Regions from separate parts of the Homo sapiens genome. Here region 1 is linked to region 2. A link is an interaction called in ENCODE POLR2A ChIA-PET data of the cell type or tissue named here. Cell type or tissue: Caco-2. All regions are shown on one strand. Links, peaks and the distances in the headings refer to the core of each region. The heading gives the core; the rest is flanking DNA.

Evidence for each region. ChIA-PET counts read pairs that join two places held together with the same protein. Peaks named below come from ENCODE experiments on the same cell type or tissue, not always from the same donor. Only the 100,000 strongest peaks of a DNase experiment are listed, where the experiment ranks them.
Region 1: POLR2A ChIA-PET joins it to region 2 with 12 read pairs; 2 of 35 experiments call an interaction of 5 or more read pairs at or near these places.

Annotation. Positions count from the first base shown.
Region 1 is chr6:35,907,666-35,920,430 of GRCh38, forward strand. The region is part of intron 2 of SRPK1 (SRSF protein kinase 1); the gene reads right to left. Among named protein-coding and RNA genes, the nearest start is that of SRPK1, 7.0 kb to the right of the region's middle. RefSeq lists a silencer at 1,153-1,353. In Caco-2, for the core only: no CTCF peak of the experiment used is centred there; a DNase peak (open chromatin) is centred at 12,536; H3K4me3 peaks cover 1,589 bases.
Region 2 is chr6:36,569,422-36,585,701 of GRCh38, forward strand. No RefSeq gene overlaps it. Among named protein-coding and RNA genes, the nearest start is that of SRSF3, 17 kb to the right of the region's middle. RefSeq lists a silencer at 2,337-2,537 and an enhancer at 7,184-8,127. In Caco-2, for the core only: no CTCF peak of the experiment used is centred there; DNase peaks (open chromatin) are centred at 8,090 and 10,510.

The DNA of each region.
Region 1 (12,765 bases), core at 4,766-12,765, 660 kb before region 2:
TTGCACTCCAGCCTGGGCAATGAGAACAAAACTCCGTCTCAAAAAATAAAAAATAAAAAATAAAAAATAAGTAAGATGGAGTGAACACATGAATAACAAGAAAGAGGAACAGCCTTGATATAGTTTGGCTCTGTGTCTCTACACAAATCTCATGTCAAATTGTAATCCCCACATCAGCAGAGGGATGAGGTGGGAGGTCACTGGGTCATGGGGGTGGTTCACCCACGCTGTTCTGATAGTTTGTGAGTTCTCACGAGAGCTGATGGTTTTAAAGTGTGGCACTTCCTCGTTCTCGCAGACATTCCCTCCTGCCACCTTGTGAAGAAGGTGCCTGCTTCCCCTTCACCTTCCACCATGATTGTAAGTTTCCTGAGCCCTCGTTATGCTTCCTGTTAAGCCTGTGGAACTGTGAATCAAACTTCTTTCCTTTATATACCCGGTCTCAGGTAGTATTCTTTATAGCAGTGTGAAATGGACTAATACAGTAAATTGGTACCACAGAGAGTGGGGTACTGCTATAAAGATACTTGAAAATGTGGAAGCAACTTTGGAACTGGGTAGTGGGCAGAGGTTGGAACAGTTTGGAGGAGGGCTCAGAAGAAAACAGTAAGATGTAGCAAAGTTTGGAGCTTCCTAGAGACTTGCACTATTTTGACCAAAATGCTGATAGTGAGGTGAACAATGAAGTCCAGGCTGAAGTGGTCTCAGACGGAGACAAAGAACTTATTGGGACTAAAGTAAAGGTCACTCATGCTATGCTTTAGCAGAGACTGGCAGCATTCTGCCCCTGCCCTAGAGATCTGTGGAAGTTTGAACTTGACAGAGATCATTTAGGGTATTTGGCAGAAGAAATTTCTAAGCAGCAAAGCATTCAAGACATGACCTGGGTTATTCTGAAAGCATTCAGTTTTATGCATTCAGAAAGAAATCATTTGAAATTGGGACTTATGTTTAAAAGTGAAACAAAGAATAAAAGTTTGGGAAATGTGTAGCCTGACAATGGGATAGAAAAGAAAAAAACATTTTCTGGGGAGAAATTCAAGCTGGCTGCTAATCACCAAGACAATAGAGAAAATGTCGTCAGGGCATGTCAGAGATCTTGGCGACAGCCCCTCTCATCACAGACTCAGAGGCTTAGGAGGAAAAAGCTAAAAGGGGCTAAGGTACAGCTTGGGCCATTGCTTCAGAGGGTTCAAGCCCCAAGCCTTGGCAGCTTCCACGTGGTGTTGGGCCTGCAGGTGCACAGAAGTCAATAATTGAATCTCTGTCTAGATTTCAGAGGACATATGGAAATGCCTGGATGCCCAGGCAGAAGTCTGCTGCAGGGGTGGAGCCCTCATGGAGAACCTGTGCTAGGGCCATGCAAAGGGGAAATGTGGGGCTGGGGCCCCCACACAGAGTCTGCACCGGGGCACTGCCTAGTGGAGCTGTGAGGAGTGGGCCACTGTTCTCCAGACCCCAGAAGGGTAGATCCACCAATAGCTTGCACCATGTACCTGGAAAAGCCACAGGCACTCAATGCCAGTCCATGAAGGAGCTGCCCAAGGCTATGGGATCCCACCCCTTGCATCGGCATGCCCTGGATGTGAGACACAGAGTCAAAGGAGATTATTTTGGAGCTTTAAAATTTAGTGACAGCCCGGCTGAATTTCAGACTTTAATGGGGTCTGTAGCCCCTTTGTTTTGGACAATTTCTCCCATTTGGAATGGGAACATTTGCCCAATGCCTGTATCCCCATTGTATCTTGGAAGTAACTAACTTGCTTTTGATTTTATAGGCTTATAGGTGGAAGAGACTTGTCTCAGATGAGACTTTGGACTTGGGACTCTTGAGTTAATACTGGAATGGGTTAAGACTTTGGGGGATAGTTGGGAAGGCATGATTATTTTGCAATGTGAGGACAAGAGATCTGGGAGGGGCCAAGAGTGAAATAATACAGTTTGGCTCTGTGTCCCCACCCAAATCTCATCTCAAATTGTAATACCCACATGTCATGGGAGAGACCACGTGGGAGGTGATCAGATCATGGGGGTGGCTCCCCTCATGCTGTTCTCATGATAGTTCTCACGAGACCTGATGGTTTTGAAGTGTGGCACTTCCTTGCTGTTGCACACACTTCCTCCTGCCAACTTGTGAAGAAGATGCCTGCTTCCCCTTTGCCTTTCACCATGATTCTAAGTTTCCTGAGGCCTCCCAGCCATGCTTCCTGGTAAGCCTGTGGAACTGTGAGTCAATTAAACCTCTTTCCTTTATAATTACCCAGTCTCAGGTAATATTCTTTACAGCAGTGTGAGAACAGATTAATACAAGCCTCATTTCTTTCTTTTTTTTTTTAAGATGGAGTTTCGCTCTTATTGCTCAGGCTAGAGTGCAATGGCATGATCTCAGCTCACTGCAACCTCCACCTCCTGGGTTCAAGAGATTCTCCTGCCTCAGCCTCCCAAGTAGCTGGGATTACAGGCATGCGCCACCGCACCCGACTAATTTTGTATTTTTAGTAGAGACGGGCTTTCACCATGTTGGTCAGGCTGGTCTCGAACTCCCGACCTCAGGTGATCCATCTGCCTCAGCCTCCCAAAGTGCTGGGATTACAGGAGTGAGCCACCACGCCCAGCTTGCAAGCCTCATTTCTGAGATGGAGAAAGTTTTAGTGGTCTGAATAGAAGATCATACCAACCACAACATTCTCTTTAGCCAAAACCCAATCCAGAGCAAGGCCCTGGATTTTATGAAGTTTGTGAGAGGTGAGGAAGCTGCAGAAGAAAAATTTGAAGGTAGCAGAGGTTGGTTCATGAAGTTTACAGAAAGAAGCCATCCCCATAACATAAAAGTGCAAGGTAAAGCAGTGAGTGCTGATGAAAAAGCTGCAGCAAGTTACCTAGATGCTAAGATAATTGATGAAGGTGGCTATACTAAACAGCAGATTTTAGGTGTAGACAAAAGAGCCTTCTATTGGAAGATGATGCCATCTAGGACTTTCATAGCTGGAGACAAGTCAATGACTGGCTTCAAAGCTTCAAAGGACAGGCTGACTCTTGTTAGCAGCTAACGTACCTAGTGACTTTAAGTTGAGGCCAATACTAATTTACAATCACAAAAATCTTAGGGCTCTTAAGAATTATGCTAAATCTACTCTGCCTGTGCTCTATAAATGGAACAACAAAGCCTAGATGACAGAACATCTGTTTACTGCATAGTTTACTGAATATTTTAAGGCCACTATTGAGACCTTCTGCTCAGAAAAATAGATTCCTTTGAAAATATTACTGCTCATTTGCAATGTACCTAGTCACCCAAGAGCTCTGATGGGAATGTACAAAGAGATTAATGTTGTTTCCATGCCTACTGACATAACATGTATTCTGCAGCCCATGGATCAAGGAGTCATTTCAACTTTCAAGTCTTATTATTTAAGAAATACATTTGATAAGGCAATAGCTACCATAGTGATTCCTCTGATGGGTCTGGGAAAAATCTATTGAAAACCTTCTGGAAAGGATTCACGATTCTATATGCCATTAAGAACAGTCATGGGGAGAGGTAAAAATATCAACATTAACAGGAGTTTGGAAGAAGTTGATTCCAACCCTCATGCATGACTGAAATGTTCAAGACTTCTGTGGAGGAAGTAACTACAGATGTGGTAGAAACAGCAAGAGGACTAGAATTAGACATGGATCCTGAAGATGTGACTAAATTGCTCCAATCTCATAATAAAACTTGAACAGATGAGGAGCTGCTTCTTATGATGAGAAAGTGGTTACTTGGCCGGGCGTGGTGGCTCACGCCTGTAATCCCAGCACTTTGGGAGGCCAAGGTGGGAGGATGGCTTGAGCCCAGGAGTTCAAGACCAGCATGGGCAACATGGTGAGACCCTGTCTCAAAATAACTGATTAGTTTATTAATTAATTTTTTTAAAAAATAAGTTTCTTTCTTTTTTGTTTTTAAGAGCTAAGGTCTCACTATGTTGCCCAGGCTGGCCTTGAACTCCTGGGCCCAAGCAATCCTCCCATCTCGGCCTCCGAAGTAGCTAGGACCACAGGTGCATGCCACCACACCCAGCAGAAAGCGGTTTCTTGAGATGGAATCTACTATTGGTAAAGATGCTGTGAACATTGTTGAAATGACAACAAGGGACTTAGAATATAACATAATCTTAATTTATAAAACAGTAGCACAGTTTGAAAGGACTGACTCCAATTTTGAAATAAGTTCCTCTGTGGGTTAAATACTATCAAACATCATCGCATACTACAGAAAAATCTTTGGGTAAGGGAGGGTCAATAAATGCAGCAAACTTCATTGTTTAAGAAATTGCCACAGCTACTCCAACCTTGAGCAGCCGCCAGATGAGTCAGCAGCCATCAATACTGAGGCAAGACCATAGCTGGGTGCAGTGGTTCACACCCCTAATCCCAACTACTCAGGAGGCTAAGGCAGGAGGACTGCTTGAGGCCAAGAATTCAAGGCCAGCTTGAGGGCAACATAATGAGATTCCATCCCTTAAAAAAAATAAAAAAATAAAAAATAAAAAATGAGCTGGGCATGGTGGCATGTGCCTGTAATCCTAGCTACTTGGGAGACTGATGCAGGAGGAACGCATGCACCCAGGAGTTCGATGCTGCAGTGAGCTATGATAGCACCACTGCACTCCAGCCTGGGCAACAGTACCAGACCCCATCTCCCTTAAACAAAAATTATTATTGAGGCAAGACCTTATACCAGCAAAAAGATTATGACTCACTGAGGGCTCAGATGATCCTTAACATTTTTTAGCAATAACGTATTTTTAAATTAAGGTCTGTACATTTTTAAAAGACATGACGCTACTGCAAAGTTAACAGACTACAGTACAGTGCAAACATAACTTTTATATGCATTGGGAAACAAAAACTTTGTGTGACTCGCTTTGAGGTGGTCTGGAACTGAACGTGAACCCATAGTATCTCCAAAGTATGCCTGTAATACTTTAGCCAATTTAAAAATATCCCCAAACTAGTAACAGTGATAGAGAGGATTTGGAGAGCATGAGCAAAAGAGCTTACCTAAAGTGGGAAAAACCCCACAAAAAAGTGCCAGTTATTCCACAAGGTCTAAATTGATTTTAGTTGATCATCTTTCTTCCCTTCTTTTGGAGACAGGGGTCTTGTTCTGTCACCTAGGCTGGAGTGCAGTGGCATAATCACAGCTCACTGTAGCCTCTACCTCCTGGGCTCAAGAGATCCTCTCACCTCAGTCTCCTGAGTAGCTGGGACTACAGGCACGTGCCACCACACCCAGCTAACTTTTGTGTTTTTAGAAGACAGGATCTTGCCATGTTGCCCAGGCTAATCTCAAGTTCCTGGGCTCAAGGCCTTGGCCTCCCAAAGTGCTGGGATTACAGGCATAAGCCACTGTACCGAGCCTTTTTCACTTTTAGTAAGGGAATTCCTAAGCACCCGCAGCCTTATTCACTTTGGCACTTCAACAAGTTGCTGGTTTCAAGTAATCTAAAGGAAAATGGTAATTTGTCAAGCCTGGGATGCACTGTAGTAGAAACACTAATGTAAATAAAACTTACTAACCAATGAAACTACAGAGGAAGAAGAGAACAAAATATTTTCTGACAAGAGAAGTTCTAGAAATTCAATTTTGCAAGTAAATTTATATTTAAGGGAATCACACACAATTAAAAATGCAAATTTTAAAAAAGATATAACAGTTGACCTTGAGGTAGGAGAATCACTTGAATTCACTTGAATCACTCCAACTCGGGAGGTGGAGGTTGCAGTGAGCCGAGATCGCGCCACTACACTCCCACCTGGGCAACAGAACAAGACCCCGTCTCAAAAAAAAGTAAAAAGCAAAGGAGGCCAGGCACAGTGGCTCACGCCTGTAATTCCAACACTTTGGGAGGCCAGGGTAGGTGATCACCTGAAGTCAGGAGTTTGAGATCAGCCTGGACAACATGGTGAAACCCCGTCTCTACTAAAAATATAAAAATTAGCCAGGTGTGGTGGCACGCACCTGTAATCCCAGCTACTCGGGAGCCTGAGGCAGGAGAATTGCTTGAACCCAGGAGGCGGAAGTTGCAGTGAGCCAAGATCATGCCACTGTACTCCAGTCTGGGTGACAGAGCGAGATTCCATCTCAAAAAAAGAAAAAAAAATAAAAGAGAGAGAAAAAAGAAAAAGCAGAGGAAAAGACAAATTTGCCACGGTTTTAAAAATCAATTTATGTAAAAAGCACACTATAAGTGACATCTGAAGGACCTATAACAAGCTGAGAAATAAAAGTCTGCCGCACAACAAAGGATACTTTCTCTTTTTTTTTTTTTTTTTTTTTTTGAGATGGAGTTTTGCTCTTGTCGCCCAGGCTGGAGTGCAATGGCACGATCTCGGCTCACTGCAACCTCCACCTCCCAGGTTCAAGCAATTCTCCTGCCTCAGCCTCCCAAGTAGCTGGGATTACAGGCATGCACCATGACGCCCGGCTAATTTTTTGTATTTTTAGTAGAGAAGGGGTTTCTCCATGTTGATCAGGCTGGTCTCGAACTCCCGACCTTGGGTGATCCACACGCCTCAGCCTCCCAAAGTGCTGGGATTACAGGCTTGAGTCACCAGACCTGGCTAGGATACATTCTTAATAAAGAGTTCTTAAGATCAAGAAAAAGATCAACAATCTAATATTAAAAATGGGCAAAAAATTCAAAATTACAACAAGGTATTTTATAGATTACCAGATTTGGCAAGATTTTTCAAGTAATATTACCTAGTTCTGGTGGCTTCACAGGAGATACAAGAACACTCCCATTTCCACTGCTTTGCCTAGAGCAGTCCTCTTCCAAGTCTTTGTTCAAATGTCACCTTTTCAGTGTGGCCTCCATCACCCTATTTAAAACTGTAACCTTATCTCCATTTCTCAACCCCCACTTATCTTTCTCTTTTTTCTCCACCTATCACCTAATATACTATTTAATTTACTTATTTATGTCTATTGTTTATTCTGTCTTTCCTCCCACTATAATAATATAGTAGCCAACGGGACAGGAATGTTTTTCTTTCACTGCTGAATCCCGAATATGGAAAACAATGCTTGGGACAGGGTGGGAGATCAAAAACTATTTGTTTAATGAATAAGAGTTAAACTAGTTAAATCCTTTTTTTTTTTTGAAACGGAACTTTGCTTTGTTGCCCAGGCTAGAGTGCAGTGGTACGATGTTGGCTCACTACAATCTCCACCTCCCGGGTTCAAGCGATTCTCCTGCCTCAGCCTCCTGTGTGGCTGGGATTACAGGCACCTGCCACCACACCTGGCTAATTTTTGTATTTCCAGAAGCAGGGTTTCACTGTATTGACCAGGCTGGTCTTGAACTCCTGACCTCAAGTGATCCCCCTGCCTCAGCCTCCCAAAGTGCCAGGATTACAGGCTTGAGCCACTGTGCCCGGCCAAACCTGTTAAATCTTGCTGGAGGAAGGCCGGGTATGGCGGCTTACATCTGTAATCCTGGCACTTTGGGAGGCTGAGGCGGGCAGAACGCGACGTCAGGAGATCGAGACCATCTCGGCTAACACAGTTAAACCTCGTCTCTACTAAAAATGCAAAAACAAAATTAGCCAGGCATGGTGGCGGGCGCCTGTAGTCCCGGCTACTCGGGAGGCTGAGGCAGGAGAATGGCATGAACCCGGGAGGGGGAGCTTGCAGTGAGCCGAGATCACGCCACTGCACTCCAGCCTGGACGACAGAGCAAGACACCGTCTCAAAAAAAAAAAAAAAAAAGAAAAATCTTGCTGGACAAAATTTTGACAAAATGAACTAAAAATATTTTAAATGTATATACCATTCGAAGTATTTATCCTAAGGAAATAATCACTGATGTAAGCAATGATTTGTCCAAAAGATTATTCACTATAGCTGTGAATTAATTGTGAAAAACTGGAAACAGCCCATAGTGGAATATTTAATACACGAAAAATACTCATGATAATGTTAACTAGGGAAAAGTATGCCCAGTGATTCCATTTTTGTCTTTAAAGGTATATACAGGCCAGGTGCGGTGGCTCACGCCTGTAAGCCTAGCACTTTGGGAGGCCGAGGTGGGCGGATCATGAGGTCAGGAGATGGAGACCATTCTGGCTAACACGGTGAAATCCCGTCTCTACTAAAAATACAAAAAATTAGTGGGGCGTGGTGGCACACACCTGTAGTCCCAGCTACTCTGGAGGCTGAGGCAGGAGAATCACTTGAACCCAGGAGGCGGAGGTTGCAGAGAGCCGAGATTGCACCACTGAACTCCAGCCTGGGCGACAGAACGAGACTCTGTCTCAAAAACAAAAAAAAAAAAAAATATATACACACACACACACACACACACACACACACACACACACACACACACGTTTATTAATAAAAATTAAAATAAATTATGGTTGGCTGGACACAGTGGTATGTGCCTGTAATCCCAGCTACTCGAGAAACTGAGACAGGAGAATCGCTTGAACCCAGGAGGCTGAGGTTGCAGTGAGCTGAGATCTCACCACTGCACTCCAGACTGGATGACAAGAGCGAAGACTCTGCCTCAAATAAATAAATAAATAAATTAATTAATTAATTAATTAAATTATGGCATATCAACTTAATGGAATGCTAGATGAGGTTCTCTTTCTGTCCTGACATGGAACTATTTCTAAGACTCAGTGAAAAAGGCAGACCCTAAAAAAAATAGTAAGGCTGCACTATATGGAATATAGAACCAATTTCCAAGGTGCACTGCTAAGTGTAAAAAGCATCAAATACTATTTCATTTTTTAAATTGTTTCAAATTTACTGGCTCTACTTCCTACTGAATAAAAATGTTAGATATTTAAGTATTTTCTCTTGTAAATTTTTTTTTTAATTTGTGGCCAAATTCAAGTAAATTTTCAATATATCTCCCAAATGACTCCACAAATCAGTGTTAGAGCTGAATTAATTTTACTACCAAATGTATACTAAATCCATAATTATTTAACTGCAAATAAAGTGAAAATTACTGTCCAAACCAGCTTCCTAAGGTAAGTAATAAAATCAGTAAGTATGAAATCCATTCTGGAATTATGTTCCATAGAAACAACTTCAAAAACAGACATATAGGTCAGGCACGGTAGCTCACACCTGTAATACCAGCACTATGAGAGGCCAAGGCAGGTGGATCACTCGAGGTCGAGTTTGAGACCAGCCTGGCCAACATGGTGAAACCCTGTCTCTACCCCGAAAAATACAAAAATTAGCCGGGCGTGGTGGCAGGTGCTTGTAATCTCAGCTACTTGGGAGGCTGAGGCAGGAGAATGGCTTGAGCCCGGGAGGCAGAGGTTGCAGTGAGCTGAGAATGCGCCACTGCACTCCAGCCCGGGTGACAGAGTGAGACTCTGTCTCAAAAAACAAAACAAAACAAAACAAAAACAGACACACACTGTTAAATTATAAAAGCTTATGACAAACAAATAAAGGCTCACAGCTATTGGTATAAACACTGAAAACAAATGTTCAGAGGGAGATAGATGATTGTGCTGTTTCATAGACACAGGACAGTATGTCATGAAAGGGCACCCAAACCCCCAAGCATCCAGAGGTCTCTCATTCAGAAGCCTCTTTCAACTCAGCTTCTACCTTACCTGTTGTAAGACACACCAAAAGCACTGTCACTTAGAAACACATGATTGGTAGCCAGGGCTTTGGGTATGTCAGACCTGGGTTCAAATCCCAGCTTTGCAATTTTCTAGGGGAGTAATCTGACAAACCTCAATTCTCTTATCTGTAAAGTAAAATGGAGATCATCACCAACTAGTTAATGTTAGTAAATAAAAGCACAGCGTCCACAAAAGTAAAATGAAGAATTGTCTAAATAAGAAAATTTAAAATCCCAAAGTCAAATACTCCAGCACAGTGAAAAGAACCCAAAGGAAATCCACTCTAACAAACACAGAGCTGGAAAGGGACCCTGAATTCCAAGTTTTGGTTCTTCTGTCACCAGCTTCAAGACCCTGGGTTTAAGATCTGCAGTACCAGGGGACTGAAAATCCCTTCTGCCTGTGACACAACACGACTAAATTACTAAGGATGCTATTTACTGTAACAGTTCCAAAACTTTCTAAAATTTTCATTTAAACGCTTTGTTTTTATATCTTTAGGTCCTGATCAGTTTTCACTATGACTGAACTGCCAGTCAGGATATATACATAAGACTGTTTCCTTAACTAACTTGTCTAAGGTCAGATTGCTAAAAAGTAGCAAAATCAGAATTCAAAACCACATCTATCTCCAAAGACCAAACTCTATGGCATGCTTCTTCCTCAAATCTTCTTCCTGACTCACCTCCTGTAACTAGCAGCTTGCCTTAGCAAAGTAAATGGAAGTCATCAGGAGTGCAGTCAGAAGTCATGGAACAGAGTCAAGTTACCTTAGTTGAGGCTTGAACTTCTAACACAGTACTCTAACCAACTTAATTAGACATTTCAGCTACTTAAAAGGAGGCTGGGATACAAACAAAAGAAAAGAAAGACAGAAAGAAAGACAAAAAGGAAGAAAGAAAAAGAGCAAGGTGCAGTGGCTCATGCCTGTAATCCCAGCACTTTGGGAGGCTGAGGCAGGCGGATTACCTGAGCTCAGGAGTTCGAGACCAGCCTGGGCAACATGGCGAAACTCTCTCTCTACAAAAAATACAAAAATTAACCAGGCGTAGTGGCACACGCCTGTAGTCCCAGCTACTTGGGGGGCTGAGGCAAGAGAATTGCTTGAATCTGGTAGGTGGAGGTTGCAGTGAGCCGAGATCGCACCATTGCACTGCAGCCTGGGCAACAGGCTTTCTTTTTGCCTCAAAAAGAAAAAGAAAAAAAAGGTAGGTAAATTCAAAAACAAACAAACAAAAAAAACTTATTAATTGGAAACAAATCCAAAAATAAAACACCTCTGAAGTTACAAGGAAATGGGGGCAGTTCATTCACGCATATTTTCAGGATTCAAAGTTGTTCAAGATGAAATATTCAGTAAAATGACTGCTAGATTATCTATAATCCATACTTGCAAACAATTAACACAAATAACTCTAAGTTATCCATAGTAGTGAATGGGGTAACAGATACACATCTGACTTTAGAAATAAAGCATATGGTCTAAATAGATAATCGAAAGTAACAGATTTCTGGTGCTTAAAGTATATCATCTATATACATTTACCCCTCAAATTACAGCTTGATTTGGGCTAATCTCAAATTAATTTCTAAGTGGTAAGAGAGATCTGGACAAATAGTCTGAGAGACCAGGATTTCTAAAAAATACAGAGTAATATAATAAAAACTGCAACTTCCTTGTATCAATAGAAAAGAACGTTTTAACACATTCTCATCAATTCCACAAAGAATAACTAAACTAGGCACAGAAAAGTAACATTTCAAGTCCTACTGCACACTAGAACCAAGTTAGCACCTTGCTGTTTCTATTAAACGATCTAGGATTAAAAACTGGTTTTGAATAATCCCATATATGGATAATCCAAAGGTAAACAGACACACACAAACTCTCATTTACAAGACTTCGTCACCAAGCACTTACAAAATACATTTCATAAGACAGAAGAGAAAATGGAGCAAGAGGTGAGGTCACCTACCACTTTAGTTCTATTGAAAGAGAGAAGTCATTATGTGCTCTCCCCAAACAGTAGGTAGCCTCCAAAAACAACACACACCCCTACACCCCCCTAATCTGGTATTGTCATTCAGTGGGGTGACCTAGGAAGGCCTTTGAAATGTGTTGTATCAGCTCAGAGGGAATTAGACCGCATACGATGCCACAAAACATCAAATAAATGTAAAACTATAAAGATAATACATCTAAAATTAAGATGTATTAATAACTAGGCATACAAGCTCTCTCTGAATACAAAGTGTGTAAGAGCTGATTTCCAAGATCCTTTGCAATTAAACGTTAGTACATGATGAAAGTTCTTAAGGCTTAGCCTCACTTGCTGCTAAGCCTGCTACCTGAGTTTCTACTAGGCTGTGACCAACTTTTGAACTTGCCACGATAGCACTAAACTACTGTTATGCATCCTACTGATAAAACTGGACATGTGGCGCTTAATACGCCAAACCAGAATCATCAATGTTTGTTAAAGAACTCTCCCGTTACTATTGTGATGTCCACTCCGGAAGATTATCTGCATCTGGTTGAGGTTTAGACAGAAGAGAAGCAGTTAACAGACACCGACTGTATACACAGCGGTCTGCCGGCACACTGCAAAAAAGCCGATACGCCTTACAGGCTCAGGAAGTTGACTAACCCAGGGAAAAGCCCCATGCCCTCCTCTATGAAAGGGAGTGTGTGGTTGGTAGAACCCAAAGTAAACACGGAAAAATTCATTCAAGAATTTCCTTAAGGCCTACCGTGAAGACGTCGGAGGCAAGTTAAGACGTTGGGGAGCAGGTAAGAGAGACCAGAGTTCAGAAACAGACCGATAATGATCTACCAGCTCCGGTGGGGAGGTCCAAGCTAGGGGAGTTTGTGCCTCCTCTGTGGAGTTGGGGAGGAAAGGTACCGGGCGGGCTCTGGTCCTCCTCCGACAGCCCTTTCCAGCAGGCCCGGGGCTGCTAAGACCCAGGCCTGGCGTTGAGCAACAGCAGCTCTCTTCCACATGGTTGCTGGAGAGCGACCCTCCGAGCTGCCCCGAGGCCATGTGGCTGCAGCCACAGGGTGCCCAAACCCGGTGCACGTTCAAGACGTGAAACCAGAGCAGAGAAGGTGCCGGAGGA
Region 2 (16,280 bases), core at 4,905-12,904:
GCCCAGCTAATTTTGGTATCTTTAGTAGAGACAAGGTTTCACCATGTCGGCCAGGCTGGTCTGGAACTCCTGACCTCAGGTGATCCGTTCACCTCAGCCTCCTAAAGTGCCAGAATTACAGGCATGAGCTACTGCGCCCGACCTGAAACCAGTATTGATGCAGGACTACTCGTTGATCTGATTGTCATGGCCTTTAGTCTCTTCCAATCCTTTTGTCATGATATTGACTTTCCAAAAGACCAGGCCAGCTGCCCTGCAAAATAATGTTTCACCTTCTGGATTTGTCTGTCTGCTTACTTGTGACAAATATTTATTTTATACCCTATGTTTACTGAAAATTAAACGTTATGGGCCATGCGTGATGGCTCACGCCTGTAATCCCAGCACTTTGGGAGGCCGAGGTGGGCAGATCACAAGGTCAGGAGTTCAAGACCAGCCTGGCCAAGATGGTGAAACCCCGTCTCTACTAAAAATACAAAAAAAATTAGCCGGGCATGGTGGCAGGTGCCTGTAATCCCAGCTACTCAGGAGGCTAAGGCAGAGAATTTCTTGAACCTGAGAGATGGAGGTTGCAGTGAGCCGAGATGGTGCCACTGCACTCCAGCCTGGGCGAGAGAGCGAGACTCCGTCTCAAAAAAAAAAAAAAAAAGAAAATTAAAGGTTATATCTAAAGGTAAAAGAGATTCAATTTAAACATTATGGCTAGACTGTAGTCTCAGTGGTGTTGTCTATTCATATATATCATCAGAAGATACCTAATGTCTAGACTCGCAGGGGTGTCCAAACTTTTGGCTTCCCTGGGCCACACTGGAATTAGAAGAATTGTCTTGGGCCACACAAAAAATACCCTAATGATAGCTGATGAGCTAAAATAAAAATCACACACAAAAATATCTCATAATGTTTTAAGAAAGTTTTCAAGTTTGGGTCGCATTCAAAGCCATTCTGGGCAGGTTGCATAAACTTGGTCTAGAGCCATTACTGATGCTACAATTGAACTGCACTTAGGGGAACAATAGTGTGTTTCCCACTATACAGTTGCATCCACTTCACCCTCAATTTGAAAGTAGAAGTGAAACAATGTGGTATTAACTGGCACTGTTTGTATGTCTAGTTCTCTATTAACCATTCATTTATTTTATTTTGTTTTATTTTATTTTTTTTGACAGACCAGTTCTCGCTTTATTGCCCAGGCTTGACTTGAACTCCCAGGCTCAAGTGATCCTCCTGAGTAACTAGAACCACAGGCATGTATCATTGCCCAGCTTCATTTAATTTTTAGCAGCTTTATTGTAGTATAATTGACACACACCAGCCTGGGTAACATAGTGAGACCCCCATCTCTCTCTTTTTTTTTTTTTTGAGATGGAGTTTTGCTCTTGTTGCCCAGGCTGGAGTGCAATGGCGCAATCTCGGCTCACCACAACCTCTGCCTCCCAGGTTCAAGTGATTCTCCTGCCTCAGCCTCCCGAGTAGCTGGGATTACAGGCACCCGCCACCACGCCCGGCTAATTTTGTATTTTAAGTACAGACAGGGTTTCTCCATGTTGGTCAGGCTAGTCTCGAACTCGCGACCTCAGGTGATCCACCCGCCTCAGCCTCCCAAAGTGCTGGGATTACAGGTGTGAGCCACTGCGCCCGGCCGAGACCCCCATCTCTAAATTAGCCAGGTGTGATGGTGCATGGCTGTAGTCCCAGCTACTCAGGAGGCTGAGGGAGGATCGCCTGAGCCCAGGAGTTTGAGGCTGCAATAAGCTGTGATCGTGCCACTGCACTCCAGCCTGGGTGACAGCAAGACCCTGTCTTAAAAATAATACTATAATAATAATAATAACTGACATATAAAGAATGGCACATTTTAAAAGGGTACTGTATTCATAATTTTATATTGCTGATGTAACAAATTATCACAAACAGTGGTTTAAAACAGTACAAATTTATTATCTTACAGTTCTATAGGATTAGAAGTTCAACACGGATCTTATTGGGTTCAAATCAAGGTGTCAGCAGGGCTGCATTTCTATGCTGAGGCTCTGAGGCAGAATGTATTTCTTGCTTTTTCTTGCTCTTAGAGGTTGCCCACATTCCTTGGCTCATGGCCCCTTCCTCCATCTTAAAAGTCAGCAATGTTGCATCTCTCTGACTCTTCCTTTTTTTTTTTTTTTGAGACAGGGTCTCACTGTTGCCCTGGCTGGAATGCAGTAGCACAATCACAGCTCACTGCAGCCTTGACCTCCTGGGCTCAAGCAATCCTCCCACCTCAACTTCCTGAGTAGCTGGGACTACAGGTGTGTGCCATCATGCCTGGCTAATTTTTGTATTTTTTGTAGAAATGGGGCTTCACCATGTTGCCCAGACTGGTCTCAAACTTCTGAGCTCAAGTGATCCACTAGCCTCAGCCTCCCAAAGTGATGGGGTTATAGGCATGAGTCACCACAAATGGCTTTCAACTCTGTTTTTGAAGCCTTTCAACTAATTGAATCAGACCCACTCAGACAATTGGATAATCTTTCTTACTGAAAGTCGACTGATTATGGAATTTACAGCTACAAAAGACTGTCACAGCAACACCTAGATTAATTTGGCTGAATAACTGGCACTATAGCCTAGCTAAATTGACACTTCAAAAGGACGATCACAGGTACAATTTGATAAGTTTTGACATACAGGCATGCACTGCGTGACAACATTTCAGTCAAAGACAGGCCACATATAAGATGGTGGTCTGGACGGGTGTGATGGCCCACGCCTGTGATCCCAGCACTTTGGGAGGCCGAGGCGGATGATTTACCTGAGGTCAGGAATTCAAGACCAGCCTGGCCAACATGGTGAAACTCCATCTCCACTAAAAATACAAAAAAATTAGACGGGCATGGTGGCACATACCTGTAATCCCAGCTACTCCAGAGGTTGAGGCAGGAGAATCACTTGAATCCAGGAGGCGGAGGTTGGAGTGAGCCGAGATTGCACCACTGCACTGTAGCCTAGGTGACACAGTGAGACTCTGTCTCAAAAAAAAAAAAAAAAACCACACACACACACAAACACACAAAAGATGGTTGGGCGTGGTGGCTCATGCCTGTAATCCCAGCCCTTTGGGAGGCCGAGGCCGGTGGGTCACCTGAGGTCAGGAGTTCAAGACCAGCCTGGCCAATATGGCGAAACCCCGTCTCTACTAAAAATGCAAAAATTAGCCGGGCATGATAGCAGGCACCTATAATCCCAGCTACTTCAGAGGCTGAGGCAGGAGAATCATTTGAACCTGGGAGGGGGAGGTTGCAGTGAGCTGAGATCATGCCACTTCACTTAAGCCTGAGCAAAAGAGCAAAGGTCCATCTCAAAAAAAAAAAAAAAAGATGGTGGTTTCTCCCATGAGGTTATAAAGGAGTTGAAAAATTCCTATCACCTAGTGATGTCATGGTCATTGCAATGTTGTAGCACAATGCCTTACTCATGTGTTTGTGTGATGCTGGTGTAAACAAACCTACTTATAAAAGTAGCATGCCTGGCGCTATGGCTCATTCCTGTAATTCCAGCACTTTGAGAGACCGAGGCAGGAGAATGGCTTGAGTCTAGGAGTTTGAGACCAGCCTGGGCAACACAGGGAGACCCCATCTCTACAAAAACAAAACAAAAAAAAATTAGCTTGGCCTGTTGGTACATGCTGTAGTCCCAGCTACTCAGGAAGCTGAGGTGGGAGGATCCCTTGACCCCAAGGGTTCGAGGCTGCAGTGAGCTATGATTGCGCCACTGCTTTCCAGCCTGGGCAACAGAGTAAGACCCTGTCTCTTAAAAAAAGAAAAAAAAAAGGTATAAAAAGTAAAAAAAAAAAAAAAAAAAGTTATAGTAAGGTAAGGTTAACTTATTACTGAAGAAAGAAAAATAAATAAATAAATCTAGTGTAGCCTAAGTGTACAGTGTTTATAAAGTCTGCAGTAGTGTCCTAGGTCTTCACACTCACTCATTGACTCACCCAGAGCAACTTCCAGTCCTGCAAGCCCCGTTCCTGACACATGCCCTACAGAAGTGTGCAATTTTAAAATCTTTTTTACTGTGTTTTTGTGTACCTCTCCTGTGTTAAAATATGTCTAGATACACAAATACCATTGTGTTAAAATTTCCTGTAGTATTCAGTAAGTAACATGCTGCATAGGTTTGTAGCCTAGGAGGAATAGGCTATACCATATAGTCTAGGTATGTGATAGGCTATACCATCTAGGTTTGTGTAAGTACATTCTTTTTTTTTTTTTTTTTTTTGAGACAGAGTCTTGCTCTGTCGCCCAGGCTGAGTGCAGTGGCACAATCTCAGCTCACTGCAGCCTCTGTCCCCCAGGTTCCAGCGATTCCCCTGCCTCAGCCTCCTGGGTAGCTGGAATTACAGGCACTCGCCACCATACCTGGCTAATTTTTGTATTTTTAGTAGAGACGGGGTTTCGCCATATTGGCCAGGCTGGTCTCAAACTCCTGATCTCAGATAATCTGCCCGCCTTGGCCTCCCAAAGTAGTGGAATTACAGGTGTAAGCCACCACGCCCGGCCTGTGTAAGTGCATTCTATGATGTTCCCACAATGAGGAAATCATCTGACAATGCATTTCTCAGAATGTACCTCCGTCCTTAAGCAATGCATGACTCTGTGTGTGTGTGTGTGTGTGTGTGTGTGTGTGTGTATTCCATCTCCCCCAATAGTTTTCTCTTGCCCCTTAATAATTCTTTGCTTCAGCTGAGTCTGGCCAAGATGGTGAAACCCCGTCTCTACTAAAAATACAAAAAGTAGCCAGGTGTGGTGGCAGGCGCCTGTAATCCCAGCTACTTGGGAGGTTGAGGCAGGGGAATCACTTGAACCCAGGAGGCGGAGGTTGCAGTGTGCCAAGATTGTGCCATTGCACTCCAGCCTGGGCAACAAGAGTGAAACTCTACCTCAAAAAATAAATAAATAAATAAATAATAATAACAATTCCTTGCTTCTGTTCCTCCCACTCCACATCCTCAAATAGCCACTAATCTGTTTCCTGTCACTATATATTAGTTTGCATTTCTAGAGTTTTATGTAAATGGAATCATGCACTTTTTTTGTCTGACTTCTTTCACTCAGCATATTTTAAGATTAATCAATGTTGTTGCATATAATAGTAGTTCATTCCTTTTATTGCTAAGTAGCATCCCAAATATGCCATATTATCCATTTACCTACTAAAAGATATTTGAGTTGATTCCCTTTTTTTTTTTTTTTTTTTTTGGCTATTACAAGTAAAGCTGCTATGAACATTCATGTACAAGTCTTTGTGTGGACATATGCTTTAATTTCTCTTGAGCAAATATCAAGAAGTAGAATGCCTGGGTCACAAAGTAAGTGTATGTTTAACTTTTTAAGAAATTGCCAAACTGTTTCCCAATGTGGCTGTACCATTTTACATTTATACCAGCAATGCTTGAGGGTTTCATTTCATCCATATCCTCACCAACACTTAGTATGGTCAGGCTTTCAAATTTTAATTTGACCTAATAGGTAGGTCACCTCATGATTTAAAAACCTATGGACAATCCTTGCTTGAAGGTTTGCAAAATGCTTGCAAAAAGCTTACAAAATGCTGATATTATATTTCTAACATTATTTCTATATTGATTACCTGGCATTCTTTGATAAAATAGAGCCTTATCTTATCCACTGACATGATATAGTTACCCTAAATATATTTCCCACTGTAAAGGAAGGTAAAATGTCTAATTCTTTCTTTTCTAATTACCAGTTTTCAAAATAAAGAGTTGTTTTAATCTTCACACACCTTTTTGATTCAGGTGGGTCATTCTTTTTCTCCCTCTCTCTTTTTTTTTTTTTTTTTTTGAGACAATCTTGCTCTGTTACCCAGGCTGGAATACAGTGGTGTGTGATCTTGGTTCACTGTAACCTCGACCTCCTGGGTTCAGGCAATTCTCATGCCTCAGCCACCCAAGTAGCTGGGATTACAGGCGTGCCCCACCATGTCCAGCTAATTTTTTGTATTTTTAGTAGAGATGGGGTTTTGCCATGTTGGCCAGGATGGTCTCGAACTCCCGGCCTCAAGTGATTCACCCGCCTCGGCCTCCCAAAGTGCTGGGATTACAGGCATGAGCCACTGTGTGTGGCCCTTAATTTTTATTTTTTTATTTTTATTCTTTTTTAAGACAGAGTCTCGCTCTGTCACAAAGGCTGCAGTGCAATGGCACAATCTTGGCTCACTGTAGCCTTGACCTCCTGGGCTCAAACAATCCTCTCACTGAGACCAGCACACCCAGCTAATTTTTGTCTTATTTGTAGAGACGCGATTTCACCACATTGCCCAGGTTGGTCTTAACTCCTGAGCTCAAGCAATTTACCTGCCTTGGCCTCCCAAAGTGTTGAGATTACAGGCATCAGCCCAGCTTTAGGTCATTCTTGTTTTCTCCTTTTGCATACAAAATATATGACAATGAGACTCAAAAGAGTTTAAAGAAGTTGCTCGGCCAGGCATGGTGGCTCACGCCTGTAATCCCAGCACTTTGGGAGGCCAAGACAGGCAGATCACGAGGTCAGGAGTTTGAGACCAGCCTGGCCAATATGGTGAAACCCCATCTCTAGTAAAAATACGAAAATTAGCCAGGAGTAGTGGCACGCACCTGTAATCCCAGCTACTAGGGAGACTGAGGCAGGAGAATTGCTTGAACCGGTGAGGCGGAGGTTGCAGTGAGCCAAGATTGCACCACCACACTCCAGCCTGGGTGACAGAGCAAGACTCCTCGAAAAATAAAAATAAAAAAGGAGTTTCTCAAGGTTTTAATCCCAGCCAACAACCAAGAATCCTGATAAGAATTTGCTTCTAAAATAAAAGCTCTCGGTTGGGTGCGGTGGCTCACATCTGTAATCCCAGCCCTTTGGGAGACCAAGGCAGGATCACTTGAGATCAGGAGCTCAAGACTAGCCTGGCCAACACGGTGAAACCTCGTCTCTACTAAAAATACAAAAATTAGCCGGGTGTAGTGGTACACGCCTGTAATCCCAGCTACTCGGGAGGCTGAGACACGAGAATTGCTTGAACCCAGGAGGCGGAGGTTGCAGTGAGCCAAGATCCTGCCACTATGCTCCAGCCTGGGCGACACTGCAAGACTCTGTCTCAAATAATAATAATAATAATAATAAATAAAATAAAAGCTCTCAGTTGCCAAGGTATTTTGAAGATTTGTAGCTGCATGCCTGTTACTGGACACCTGCTTCCTAGTAACATGGTCAGAGGCTAGTGAGAAACGTCTCACCTCCCTGCCGTGAACTCCCTCATCTCGGCAAGGCCTCTACAGTCCTGTGTCTCACAGGCTGTTGTGTTCCCCTTTCCAGCACCTGCTGGTATAAGGCAGAAACTGAACACTGTTACCCAACAGGCCTTTCTCATGAAAGCCCTGTTCATTGATTTCTGTTTTTCTTTCAGAAATTAGAATTAATTAGACCTCCTGGGCTCTTTTCCAAGCAAAAATAGAGGTAGAAAGTAGTGGCTGGGCGCGGTGGCTGATGCCTGTAATCCTAGCACTTTGGGAGGCCGAGGCGGGTGGATTGCCTGAGCTTAGGAATTCAAAACCAGCCTGGGCAACACGGTGAAACCCCGTCTCTACTAAAATACAAAAAATTAGCCGGGTGTGGTGGAGTCCGCCTGTAATCCTGGCTACTCGGGAGGCTGAGGCAGAAGAATTGGTAGAACCCAGGAGGCGGAGTTTGCAGTGAGCTGAGATCGTGCCACTACACTCCAGCTTGGGCGACAGAGCAAGACTCCATCTCTAAAAAAAAAAAAAAAATTAGCAAGTGGCAGAAAAGCAAGGAATCTGAGAGAGGGACTAGATGGTGGAGTCAGCAAGGGACTCAGAATCTAAGTGGGAGGGAGTTTCTGAGCCTGCCCTGGCTCAGAAGGCTGTCCATGGGAAAAAAAAAAAAAAAAAGAAGAAGAAGCTAAAGGGTGGACAGGGTGATGGGAAGGCTCTGGAACAGAGGTAGCAATTATTAAAATATTTAAATAGTTGTGTGTTCATTGGTAGACAGCAGCTGCTCTGAGACCTCAAGCCAGTGCTTATCTTCCACCCACCCCCGGCACCCAGTCTCTTCTCTTGCCACCCTCTGATGACTGTTTTGATTAGTTAGGATCCAGGCTGAACTGTGGTTAAATATTTTGAATAACTTCCCTGGGTGTGGACACAAACCAGACTGGAATTCTAACTAGTGTGACCTGGCAACGGTATTCTTTTTTTTTTCTTTCTTTCTGAGATGGAGTCTCCCTCTGTTGCCCAGGCTAGAGTGCAGTGGCGCGATCTCGGCTCACTGCAACCTCCTCCTCCTGGGTTCAAGTGATTCTCCTGCCTCAGCTTCCCAAGTAGTTGGGACTACAGGTGCATGCCACCAACTCGGCTTTTTTTTTTTTTGTATTTTCAGTAGAGACGGGGTTTCACCACATTGGCCAAGCTGGTCTCAAACTCCTGACCTCATGATCCACCCGCCTCGGCCTCCCAGAGTGCTGGGATTACAGGTGTGAGCCACCGTGCCCGGCCTGGCAACGGTATTCTAACTTGAACACAGTGTCACCAACCACTGTTTGCGAACATTCAGACAGCATCAACTCTGTCTACCCTTGGGTCATAGACTTTTAGGTACTGGTGATATCATATGTCTTTCCTACTGTTGTGATCAAAAGTTTGAAAAATCCAGATTAGAGCATTCCAGGTAGAGGGGACTGAATGCAGGGATACACAGCTTGTTTCTGGAGAGGAAATACGAGATGCCTTGGAGGTAGGCGGGGGCCAGGTATGAAGGCCATGAGGCCCATGGTCAGTCGAGAGTGACCAGGAGGCAGTGACACTCTGATATGGGACACAGAATGGAAAGATAGTGAATTGGAGGTCTGAAGCACGTTGGGGACATGAGAAAGAAGCATGTGTGTTGGATATATGGCTCAGGGGTCGGGGAGAGCCCCCACTCCTCCAAAGATAAAGCAGAGAACAGAGGTCCTGAAAGCAGATGAAGTCCCTCATGGAGAGAGCACACGGGGAGCTGGGAAGGGGCACGGGAGGGAATCCCGCGGGCCCCCTGCATTAGCAGGCAGAGGAGGAAGAGCACTCTGGAGGGCACTAAGGAAGAGGAGCCAGAGAGATGGGAATGTGGAAACTGGGAGGGAGAATTAACAGGCTGAGATGCTGTGAGTCCAGTAAGATAAGGACTCAGACATCTGCTGGGCCCCAGAGGCAGTATGGGTCTATGGTTAGGTAGCCTGACTGCAGGGGTCTAATCTGGCTCTGGTAATTCTGAGCTCTGTGACCTTTGGCAAGTGTTTTAATCTCTTGTGCCTCAGTTGTTTTCCTCTATAAAATGGAGATAATAACATTTACCTGAGTTTCAAGGATTAAATGAGTGTGTGTGTGTGTGTGTATGCATGAGTGTGTGCATGTGTAGAGGAGAGAGAGAGAAAAAAAGATAGAGACAGAAAGACAGCCAGAAAGAGAGGGAGATTGAGAGAGAGATGCTCTGAACCAGGTTTAAAAAGTAGTAAATGAGCCAGGCGTAGTGGCTCACACCTGTAATCCCAGCACTTTGGGAGGCCGAGGCGGGTGGATCACCTGAGGTCAGGAGTTTGAGACCAGCCTGGCCAACATGGTGAGACTCCGTCTCTACTTAAAATACAAAAAATTAGCCGGGCCAGGTGTTGCACACCTGTAATCCCAGCTACTCAGGAGGCTGAGGCAGGAGAATCTCTTTAACTCAGGAGGCAGATGTTGCAGTGAGCCGAGATTGCACCACTGCACTCCAGCCTGGGGTAACAGAGTGAGACTCTGTCACAAAAAAAAAAAAAAAAAAGTAGTAAATGGGCCAGGCACAGTGGCTCATACCTATAATCCCAGCACTTTGGGAGTCCAGTGTGGGTGTATCACTTGAGGTCAGGAGTTGGAGACCAGCCTGGCTAACATGGTGAAACCTCAGCTCTACTAAAAATACAAAAATTAGCCAGGCATGGTGGCAGGCGCCTGTAAACTCAGCTACTTGGGAGGCTGAGGCAGTAGAATCGCTTGAGTCTGGGAAGTGGAGGTTGCAGTGATCTGAGACTATGCCACTGCACTCCAGCCTGGGTGACAGAGTGAGACTCCATCTCAAAAAAAAAAAAAAAAAAAGAAAAGAAAAAAAAAGTGGTAAATGCTACACACAAGCTTATGCGAAATTATGACAGCTATCACTTGCTGGGCCTGAGTTTTCTTGGCTACAAACTAAATTAGTGTGTAAACTCTAGAAACTCAGGAAAAAAAGAAAGCCATACTGGAGCTAAACAGACAAATATCTTTCAAAACACAGAATTAAGCACACACTAAAGATTGTGACATCCTGACATCTCCACTCTGCCCTCTTCAGTTGCTTCTTGTTGTTGCTTTTGAGGCTAAACTTACTTCCCTGTATTTGTGAGTTCCAGAGTGCAAGCTAGGGTCACCGAAACAAAGGTTTCTCATCTTCCAGCTGCACAAGCAATCCTTTTATTCTAGCCTGGATCCTTTGCCAGACCTCTCTGTAGGTCTGAGAACCAAATAAGGTAACACACACGAGGCAGGCATTGAAGTCCAGGCACCACTGAGTGGGAAGGGAGGGTGGGGCTGAAATCAAAACGGGGAAGAGTCTTGGAGCTCAGGAACTGTGCTGCCTCAGGGGGCCCAGCATGCGAGGAAGGACGTCTGTCCATGTAACATGGTGTTCCTTAGGGCTCTCTGGAGGAAAGGGGGGGCTGAAAAAGCAAACACACACCCCCAGAGACACCAAACGCAGGCAATTTCCAAGCATTGTTGCTTTCTTTTTTTCTCTCTCTTTTTCTTTTTCTGAGATAAAGTCCCTCTGTTGCCCAGGCTGGAGTGCAGTGGTGCGATCTCAGCTCACTGCAGCCTCCCTTATGGCTGGGCTCAAGCAATTCTCCTGCGTTAGCCTCCCGAGTAGCTGGGACCACAGGCACGCACCACCACGCCCAGCTATATATATATATTTATTTATTTTTGGTAGAGACAAGGTTTTGCCACGTTAGCCAGGCTGTTCTCAAACTTCTGAGTTCGAGCAATCCACCCACCTTGGCCTCCCAAAGTGCTAGGATTACAGGTGTGAACCACTGCATGTGGCCCAATCATAGCTGCTTTCTGCTCCTCAAGTGGACACCAGGCTCCAGAGTCTCACCTGGGATTTGAATCCCACCTTCACCCATTTTTTTTTTTTTTGAGACGGAGTTTCGCTCTTGTTCCCCAGGCTGGAGTGCAGTGGCACAATCTTGGCTCACCGCAACCTCCGCCTCCCAAGTTCAAGCGATTCTCCTGCCTCAGCCTCCCAAGTAGCTGGGATTACAGGCATGTGCCACCACGACCGGCTACTTTTGTATTTTTAGTAGAGACGGGGTTTCTCCATGTTTCTCAGGCTGGTCTCGAACTCCCGACCTCAGGTGATCCGCCTGACTCGGCCTCCCAAAGTGCTGGGATTACAGGCGTGAGCCACTGAGCCCGGCCCCTACCTTCATCCTTTATAAACTGTGAGACCTTTGACAAATTACTTAACTTCTCTGTGTCCTAGTTTTCATTTGTTTCAAGTACTACAATTACATTTTATAAGTCAGGTACACTCCAGGAAAAATGACAGGGTGAAAATTAGTGTGTGTGCATGTGTGTGTCGGGTGGGTGGGGTGTGGTTGCGTGTGGAGAAATGTGTTGAGGGGGGCGGCGTGTCAGGAAAGTAGAATTACCCAAATGTGCCCAGAAAACTCCCACATTTCGGTGTTTGTGAGACATTCCCAGATTGGGAGAAATAAGATAATTAACTGACAACAGTTGGAAACTAACTGTGGACCAATTTAAAATGAAAGTTGTAAAGCCAAGCCATTCTTTTAGGTGTTTTGGCTCTCTACTTCAGTAGAAAGAACTTTTATTAATTTTGCACCAAAATGTAATTATAGAAAATTAGGCTGGATGTGGTGGCTCACGCCTGTAATCCCAGCACTTTGAAAGGCTGAGGCAGGGCTGGGCCTGGTGGCTCAAGCCTGTAATCCCAGCACTTTGGGAGGCCAAGGCGGCAGATCACTTGAGGTCAGGAGTTCGAGACCAGCCTGGCCAACATGGCAAAACCCTGACTTTACTAAAAATACAAAAATTAGCTGGGCACGGTGGTGGTGCCTGTAATCTCAGCTACTGGGGAGGCCGAGGCAGGAGAATTGCTTGAATCCAGGAGGCAGAGGTTGCGGTGAGCGAAGATAGCACCACTGCACTCCAGCCTGGGTGAAGAAGCAAGATTCCATCTCAGAAAAATAAAAAGAAAGGCTGAGGCAGGAGGATTGCTTGAGCCCAGGAGTTCAAGACGACCTTGGGCAATATAGTGAGACCTTGTCTTTACAAAAAGTAAAAAAATTAGCTGGGTGTGGTGGTGCATGCCTGTAGTCTCAGCTACTCTGAAGGCTGAGGTGGGAGGATTGCAAGAGCCCAGGAGGTCGAGGCTGCAGTGAGCCGTGATTATGCCACTGCATTCCAGCCTGGGTGACAGAGCAAGATCCTGTCTCCAAAAAGGAAAAAAAGAAAAAAGAAAAACAAAAATTAAACCAAGCAGAAAACAGGAAAAAAAAATTCCTCAACTGTCTTATCATCTAGAGCTAAGTGTTAAACTTTCGTACTTTTTTCTGTGTCTATATGTATATACATACAGACATACATATACACATATAAATACTTGTATATTTGGAAAGTTGATCATGCCTGCGTTGTTCTGCAAGCTTTGAGGGGCAATGGTAAGAAGAGCTCTGAATTGCTAGGTGCAGTGGCTCACGACTATAATTCTGGCACTTTGGGAGGCTGAGGCAGGTGGATCACCTGAGGTCAGGAGTTCAAGACCAGCCTGGCCAACATGGTGAAACCCCATCTCTACTAAAAATACAAAAAATTAGCTGGGCATGGTGGCGGGTGTCTGTAATCCCAGCTACTTGGGAAGCTGAGGCAGGAGAATCACTTGAACCCAACAGGCGAAGGTTGCAGTGAGCTGAGATCATGCCATTGCATTCCAGCCTGGGCAACAAGAGCAAAACTCTGTCTCAAAAAAAAAGAAGAGCTCTGAATCTTCTTAAAACCTACTCAAGGCTGGGAGTGGTGGCTCACACCTGTAATCCCAGCACTTTCGGAGGCCAAAGCAGGTGGATCGCTGAGCTCAGGAGTTCAAGACCAGCCTGGGCAACATGACGAAACCCCGTCTCTACAAAAAATAAAACACACACACACACCCCAAAAATTATCTGGATGTGGTGGCGCGAGCCTGTATTCCCAGCTACTTAGGAGGCTAAGGCAGGAATATGGCTTGAGCCCAGGAGGCAGAGGTTGCAGTAAGCTGAAACTGCACCAGCGCACTCCAGCCTGGGCGACAGAGTGAGACCCTTCTCCTCAAAACAAACAAACAAACAAACCCACTCAATGCCCCCTAGCCTTGCCAGTTTCCTTACATACGTAAATCCTCTTTGCTGATTCAATGTTTTCTAATATTTTGATTATATAACATACTTTGAGACGACTAAACTTTCCCAGGACACAACATGGTAAATGACAGGAAGTATAACTTGAATAGAATCATAAACTATAATCTGAAATGACCAGCCTTCGTTTGCTGACCCCATCCTTAAAATGTTAAAACAAAAACAAATATCAACAAGAACACTTTGTAAAGCAAGTTATAGGTTTCTGGCTACAGAATAAAGATCTGGGTAAATGTGTAATTTAAATTTTAAAACACGTGACAACCAGCCAGGCGCGGTGGCTCACGCCTGTAAATCCCAGCACTTTGGGAGGCCGAGGCGGGCAGATCATGAGGTCAGGAGATGGAGACCATCCTGGCTAACACGGTGAAACCCCCGTCTCTACTAAAAATACAAAAAAAAAAAAAAAAAAAAAAAAAAAATGAGGCGGGCGAGGTGGCGGGTGCCTGTAGTCCCAGCTACTCAGGAGGCTGAGGCAGGAGAATGGCATGAACCAGGAAGGTGGAGTTTGCAATGAGCTGAGATCGCGCCACTGCACTCCAGCCTGGGCGACAGAGCAAGAATCTGTCTCAAAAAAAAAAAAAAAAAAACAACAACAACATGTGACAAGCAATCAGATGCTATCAAGATGTGTTTGGATAGAACAGAAAGAAACAGGGAGCAGAGGTGCAATCACTATGGGTCCTTGTGTCAGTCTCTGTTCTAAAACCAAGACTTAGAGGATTGTGGCAAAGTCTCTGGGGAAGGCTGTGAATAAGAACTTTCATCTACTCATTTTTTTTTTTTTTTTTTTTTTTTTTTTTGAGACGGGGTATCGCTCTGTCGCCCAGGCTAGAGTGTAGTGGCGCGATCTCCGCGCACTGCAAGCTCCGCCTCTCGGGTTCACGCCATTCTCCTGCCTCGGCATCCCGAGTAGCTGGGACTACAGACGCCCGCCACCACGCCCAGCTAGTTTTTTTGTATTTTTAGTAGAGACGGGGTTTCACCATATTAGCCAGGATGGTCTCAATCCTCCGACCTCCGTGATCCGCCCGGCTTCGGCCTTCCAAAGTGCTGGGATTACAGGCATGAGCCACCGCGCCCGGCCCATTTACTCATTTTTTAATGAACTTTTAAAAAAATTGGGCTGGGCGAGTGGCTCACGCCTGTAATCCCAGCACTTTGGGAGGCTGAGGTGGGCAGATCACCGGAGGTAAAGTTCAAGACCAGTCTGGCCAACATGGTGAAACCCCGTCTCTACTAAAAATACGAAAGTTAGCCAGGCATGGTGGCGCTTACCTGTAATCCCAGCTACTCGGGAAGGTGAGGCAGGAGAATCATTTAAACCCCAGCTATTCGGGAGGCGGAGATTGCTGTGAGCCGAGATTATGCCACCACACTCCAGCCTGGGTGACAGAGTGAGACTCCGTCTCAAAAATAAAAATAAAAGTAGAAATACTTATGAAGCAATAAGGGAAATTTGAAAACTGATTGAATATTTGGTAGTAAGGAATTATTGTTCATTATTTTAGGTATAATAAATATTATAATGGTAAAAAGTACATAGAAGGGTGGTATCTCAAAGTATCAAAGCAATTAAGGTGTTTTTTTTGGAAATGGCATCTTTTTTTTTTTTTCTTTTGAGACGGAGTCTCACTCTGTTGCCCAGGCTGGAGTGCAATGGCGTGATCTTGGCTCACTGCAACCTCTGCCTCCCGGGTTCAAGCGATTCTCCTGCCTCAGCCTCCCAAGTAGCTGGGATTACAGGCATCCGCCATCATGCCTGGCTAATTTTTGTATTTTTGTAGAGACAGGGTTTCACCTTGTTGGCTAAGCTAGTCTCAAACTCCTGACCTTAAGTGACCCACCTGCCTTGGCCTCCCAAAGTGCTGGGATTACAGGCATGAGCCTCCATGCCTGGCAGAGACAAAGTCATGCTCTGTCGCCCAGGCTGTAGTGCAATGATGAAATCTTGGCTCACTGCAACCTCTGCCTCCCGAGTACTGGTGTTCAAGCAAGTCTCCTGCCTCAGCCTCCTGAGTAGCTGGGATTATAGGTGCCTGCCACCACGCTGGACTAATTTTTGTATTTTTAATAGAGATGGGGTTTCACCATGTTGGCCAGGCTGGTCTCGAACTCCTGACCGCAGGTGATCTGCCTGCCTCTGCCTCCCCTAAGTGCTGAGATTACAGGCATGAGCCACCGTGCCCGGCCACCAAAGCAATTAAGTTTTAAAAAGCTTAAAACTATGTAATTTGTAAAAACACTCTTTTCACATAGTTGTCCAGGATACAGAACTAAAATGACCTTTTAAATGACTATCTATTGTAATTGTGTGTGCTTATTTTCTATTTGTCCCTGTAGATCAACACAGTCCAGTAGACATAGAATGAGAGCTACATATGTAATTTTTTTAGAGGTGGGGTCTTGCTGTGCTGTCCAGGCTGGAGTGCAGTAGCTACTGGTAGTGCCATGATAGCGCATTACTCTTGCCTCAGCCTCCAGAGTAGTTGGGACTATGGGCCCATGCCACCTTGACTGGCTAATTTGAAATGTTCTGGCAGCCACAGTTAAAAAGTATAAAGAAACAGATAAAATTAATTTTTTTTTTGGTTTCAGACAGAGTCTTGCTCTATTGCCCAGGTTGGAGTGCAGTGGTGGGATCTTGGCTCACTGCAACCCCCACTACCTCTGTTCAAGCCATTCTCCTGCCTCAGCCTCCCGAGTGCTTGGGACTACAGGCACCCACCACCATGCCTGGCTGATTTTTGTGTTTTTAGAGAGACGAGATT